Regions from separate parts of the Homo sapiens genome. Here region 2 is linked to region 1. Evidence: read pairs that join two places in POLR2A ChIA-PET (ENCODE). Cell type or tissue: GM12878. All regions are shown on one strand.

Region 1 (2,500 bases):
TGGGCAGATAGGACCTCAGAGATGCAGCATGAGGCTCTTAAAAAAAACCTGGCCATTCACTGCCTCTAATTCCCTACTGCTTTGGCATATTGGGCAATGTATTACCTCCTTAAAATAATAAAAGAATAACTTTTCTATGAAAAAGAGATAAATAAATATAATGGTGGTTAACTCTAGGGAGGGCAATAAGTCAGAAAAGCAAAAAAAATATATATATATATTAGAAAAGCAAAAACACAACTATATACAAAGTTTATATATATATATATAAGCTCTCCAAACTCATTTTCTATTTCTTATTATGTATCTCCTGGTGCAAGCAAATTGTCACTTTGTATATAGCTGTGTTTTTGCATTTGAAAAAACAATGTATAATAATTTTGCATTAAACTGAAGAAGGCTTTGTAAGAGTAGAATTTATTTTCTTAGTAAAGGGGGTAGAAATTATCCTGGCTGTTTTGAGTCAAGCATACATTTCCCACCATTCTTCAACTTACTTTTCTCTCCATTACCTTTAGGAAGCCATAGATAGACCTTCTTTTATTTATGTTCTCTGAGGAACCATTAACTCCAATAAACCCCAGTAAGGCATGCTCCTAATACCAACACATGAGATATACTTTCTAAGAAACAGCCACTACCAAATCATATATGCAACCACCAGTAAACACTTTTTAATGCGTGATGGGGTTATTTCTAAATTGTGATGGTAGCACTTCAGTTGAGTTTGGTTTTCTCATTTTACTCTTCTCTAAACAACCAAACTTAATGAGGCATTTAAAGAGAGGCACTAACAAACTATAGTCCATTTAGGGGGAAACAACCAGGATAGAGAACAGTCTGGAAACCAGGTGAGTAAAGGTTGATGAAACTGGGAAGAGAAGACCTTGAGGAAGACATGAGAGTTATTATCTAGGCTCTAAAGGAGAAGTTTGAGCATCTTGTGCATAAAGTTTTTTCTCTATTTAGTCCTTGGAGAAAGGGTGTGAACATTTTGAAGGCTCTTGAAATATTTCACCAAATTTACACTGTTAGCAATGTATATTTATTCTTAAATAGGGACCTTAATAAGCTCTGGGGATTGGTATCTGTATAATATTCAGTCTTCCTTTAAAACAATGTGATACATATCTCCATTTTATTAAATCTTCACTTATTATTGCTTAATACAAATTTATTTCCTTGTACAAGCTACTCACATTTATTATTTAGTTTAAGGTTAAACTTTTGTATATTTTTCTTATTAGCTATTGCTGGTATATTAGAATATATTGACATTTGTGTGCATTTACTATATGACAATAATTACTGAATTTCCATTGATGCTAATTACTTCTAGGTGATTCTTTTGGTTTTTCTAGTATTATATCTCTTGTTTATGTTTCATTTCTTGTTGCATCACCCAGGGCTCCTAAAACAGTATTAATAATGGTACTAGTGGTTATTTTTATTATTTCAGTAAGAATCAAACTGGAACTTATGGAGTTTATAGTGAATGACTCATTTTCTCCATTAAATACGTATATCCCGTCATTCACCACATTTCATTTATTCCCCCTCTTTTAAAATAACTGCTATACTGAGATATAATTCACATACCATGTGATTCACCTATTTAAAGTCTACAATTCAATGGTTCTTAGTTTATTCAGAGTTGTGAAACATCACCACAATCGATTTTAGGGCATTCCACTAACCCTCTGAAAAAACTCTATATCCATTAGTAGTCACTTCTGTTTTCCCTCTGCCATGCCCCTGCAAGCCCAAGGAACCAATAATTTACTTTCTGTCCAGATGCAGTGGCTCATGCCTGTAATCCCAGCACTTTGGGAGGTCGAAGCGGGCAGATCACCTGAGGTCAGGAGTTCATGACCAGCCTGGCCAACATGGTGAAACCCCATCTCTACTAAAAATACAAAAAAATTAGCCGGGCATGGTGGTGTATGCCTGTAATCGCAGCTACTCGGGAAGCTAAGGAAGGAGAATTGCTTGAACCCAGGAGGCAGAGGTTGCAGTGAGCTGAGATGGTGCCACTGCACTCCAGCCTGGGCAACAAGAACAAAAACTCCGACTCAAAAAAAAAAAAAAAAAAAAAGATATATATATATATATATATATATATATATATATACTTTCTGTCTTTATAGATTTGCCTATTCTGGAGCTTTCATGTAAATATGATCATATAATATGTAGTCTTTTATGACTGGCTTCTTTCACTTAGCATAAAGTGTTCAAGGTTCATGCTGATTTTCTTTTAAATGCCTTCACTGTAAGTCTCTTTTTTCCACCCTGCCCTAGACTTTTATCTCTCCTCTCTAGATTAATAAACTAATCTCCTAGTTTTATTTCTAGATGTCAGTCTTTTTTCTTAGATCCATCATGCATACATATTAATCAGTTTTAGACATCACTTTCATCACATACCATCTCTTCCCTCAAACCTTTAGTGAATTCTTCATTTTTGAGATGGAGTCTTGCTCTGTCACCCAGGCTGGAG
Region 2 (2,500 bases), 140 kb before region 1:
TCACAACTCTGCCTGTCGCCCAGGCTGGAGCACAGTAGTGCCATTAGAGCTCACTGTAACCTCAAATCCCTGGGCTCAAGTTATCCTGCCACTTCAGCCTCCCAAATAGCTGGAACTACAGGCATGTGCCTCCACACCCAACTAATCTTTTAAAAAATTTTTGTAGAGATGGGGGTCTCACTATGTTATGTTGCCCAGGCTGGTCTTGAACTGTTCTCAAGTGATCCTTCTGCCTCAGCCTCCCAGAGTGCTGGGATTACAGGTGTGAGTCACTGCACTCCACCCAGAAATACTCTTAAAAGTCTAAAAAAGGAGTTAAGTGCTATTAAGAAATACACAAAGGGAGAAAGGTATACTATAGCATATGAAATGTCACAGCTCAGTCACGATCACTAAAACATAGATTGAGGCGTGAAGGTAAGTTAAAGCAAGACTGAACACTGACATAGAAGGAGGTAGAGCAGTGTTTCGGAAACCAGATTTAGGATTGTCAGAAGCTAGGAAAGCAAAAGCAAGGCATGAGTGAGCATGAGACTGGAGCTTGGCTGGTACTGTGTGACCTCAGATGAGGCAGGGCAGCTCAAGACCCATCAGGTAAGACTTACCTGATGGGTGGAACGTGTGAACTTAGATAAAATCTCAGCGTTTACATCATAGTTGAGAGGTTTGAAATGTTTGTGTTATGGACCGTAAGACTAATACAGTGTGCAGTATGGTAGAGCAGGTCAGTAAATGCAGTAAGCCTTTAAATAAACAGATGCCCAGCAGTTGGCCCAGAAACTGCCAATGTCTCCTGTTTAATTGGGATATATTGAAATCAATATGTTGAACTCAATCTCTTTCTCTGAAATATGCTGCTTCTGTCAGTTACTTTCTTGGTTGCTGCCCTCTCCCTTTAATATTTTGACAAGAAAAATAATTTCTTTACAGTTTACAATTGCATAATTTTAACACTTTTAGCCTTTAGTAATAATGCATTTCATTTATTCTAAGTTCCATATTTTTACATTTTTAATTAACATCTGTGAAATTGAGATGGCTGATAGATTCAAGGAGAAGCAGTGTTCAATGTCAGTGGATCTTACAGATTTCTTCCCCTGAGGGGGGTGTTTATATTAAGACCTGAGTTTAATTTTTTTTTGTCTTACTTGCCCCCCATCATACTATCATGCTTTCGAATTAAGTTGCAATTTAAATTGATAATACAAAACTGGTGGGTCTTAAAATACAATTTTATACATAACCCCTAACCATGATATCAAAAACTATTTCTTCTAGTTTCAAACATTCTTAGGAGTTTTTTGTTTTTTTTTTTTTTGTTTTGAGACAGAGTCTTGCTCTGTTGCCAGGCTGGAGTGCAGTGGCGCCATCTCGGCTCACTGCAACCTCTGCCTCCTGAGCTCAAGCAATTCTCCTGCCTCAGCCTCGGTGGCAGCTCCTGGCTGGCTAGCAGTGCTAGAGTACAGCCCTGCCTTTCTCCTTTGGTTCTTGGGAAGTCCCAAGAGAAATGTAATTGATTGGCCAGCTGTAAGTCACATGCCCACCCTAAAACCCCTGAGTTGAGGGAGTGCCAGCTTGTTACTTGGGCTTATTTGGCTTTTTTCTCTATATCTTATCATTTCTGTTATCCTAGTTGCCTTGGATTTTTTTTTTTTTTTTTGAGATGTAGTCTTGCTCTGTTGACCAGGCTGGGGGGCAGTGGTGTGATCTTGGTTCACTGCAACCTCTGCCTCCTGGGTTCAAGCGATTCTTCTGCTTCAGCCTCCCGAGTAGCTGGGACTAGAGGTGCACGCCATCACGCCTGGCTGATTTTTTTGTATTTTTAGTAGAGATGGGGTTTCACTGGGTTGGTCAGGCTGGTCTCGAACTCCTGACCTCATGATCTGCCAGCCTCAGCCTCCCAAAGTATTGGGATTACAGGCATGAGCCACCATGCCCAGCCGCCTTGGATATTTCTTATATTTACACAGTAGCACATCTTGGTTTTCTTATATTTAAATACATAGTAGCACATCTTGATTTGGGGCGGGGGAGGTGTGTGTGTGAAGCCTGCTCCTCTTTGATTTTGGTACTTAATTTTCCTGGACTTCATTGAAAATTCCTAATTAAACTTTATCATGACATAGGTACTGATTCATAATATGGCTTCTTCTGTAAACATTAGTTATTTTTTAGATTCAAATGGTAGTATATTTGCTTTCTTTTTGAAAGGAAGTAGTCATGAATCCTTTTAGAAGCTTTAGGTAGAGGCTGGGTGTGGTGGCTCACGCCTGTAATCCCAGAACTTTGGGAGGCCGAGGGGGGCAGATCACAAGGTCAGGAGTTTGAGACCAGCCTGGCCAGCATGGTGAAACCCAGTCCCTACTAAAAATACAAAAATTAGCCGGGCATGGTGATGCGTGCCTGTAGTCCCAGCTAGTTGGGAGGCTGAGGCAGGAGAATCACTTGAACCCGGGAGGTGGAGGTTGCAGTGAGCCAAGATTGCACCACAGCACTCCAG

The links. ChIA-PET counts read pairs that join two places held together with the same protein. Peaks named below come from ENCODE experiments on the same cell type or tissue, not always from the same donor. Only the 100,000 strongest peaks of a DNase experiment are listed, where the experiment ranks them.
Region 2: POLR2A ChIA-PET joins it to region 1 with 10 read pairs; 3 of 35 experiments call an interaction of 5 or more read pairs at or near these places.

What each region holds. Positions count from the first base shown.
Region 1 is chr2:207,863,708-207,866,207 of GRCh38, forward strand. All of the region lies in intron 6 of PLEKHM3 (pleckstrin homology domain containing M3), which reads right to left. Among named protein-coding and RNA genes, the nearest start is that of FZD5, 95 kb to the left of the region's middle. In GM12878, no CTCF peak of the experiment used is centred here; no DNase peak of the experiment used is centred here.
Region 2 is chr2:207,720,431-207,722,930 of GRCh38, forward strand. The region is part of intron 1 of CCNYL1 (cyclin Y like 1); the gene reads left to right. Among named protein-coding and RNA genes, the nearest start is that of CCNYL1, 10 kb to the left of the region's middle. In GM12878, no CTCF peak of the experiment used is centred here; a DNase peak (open chromatin) is centred at 1,527; H3K27ac peaks cover 263 bases.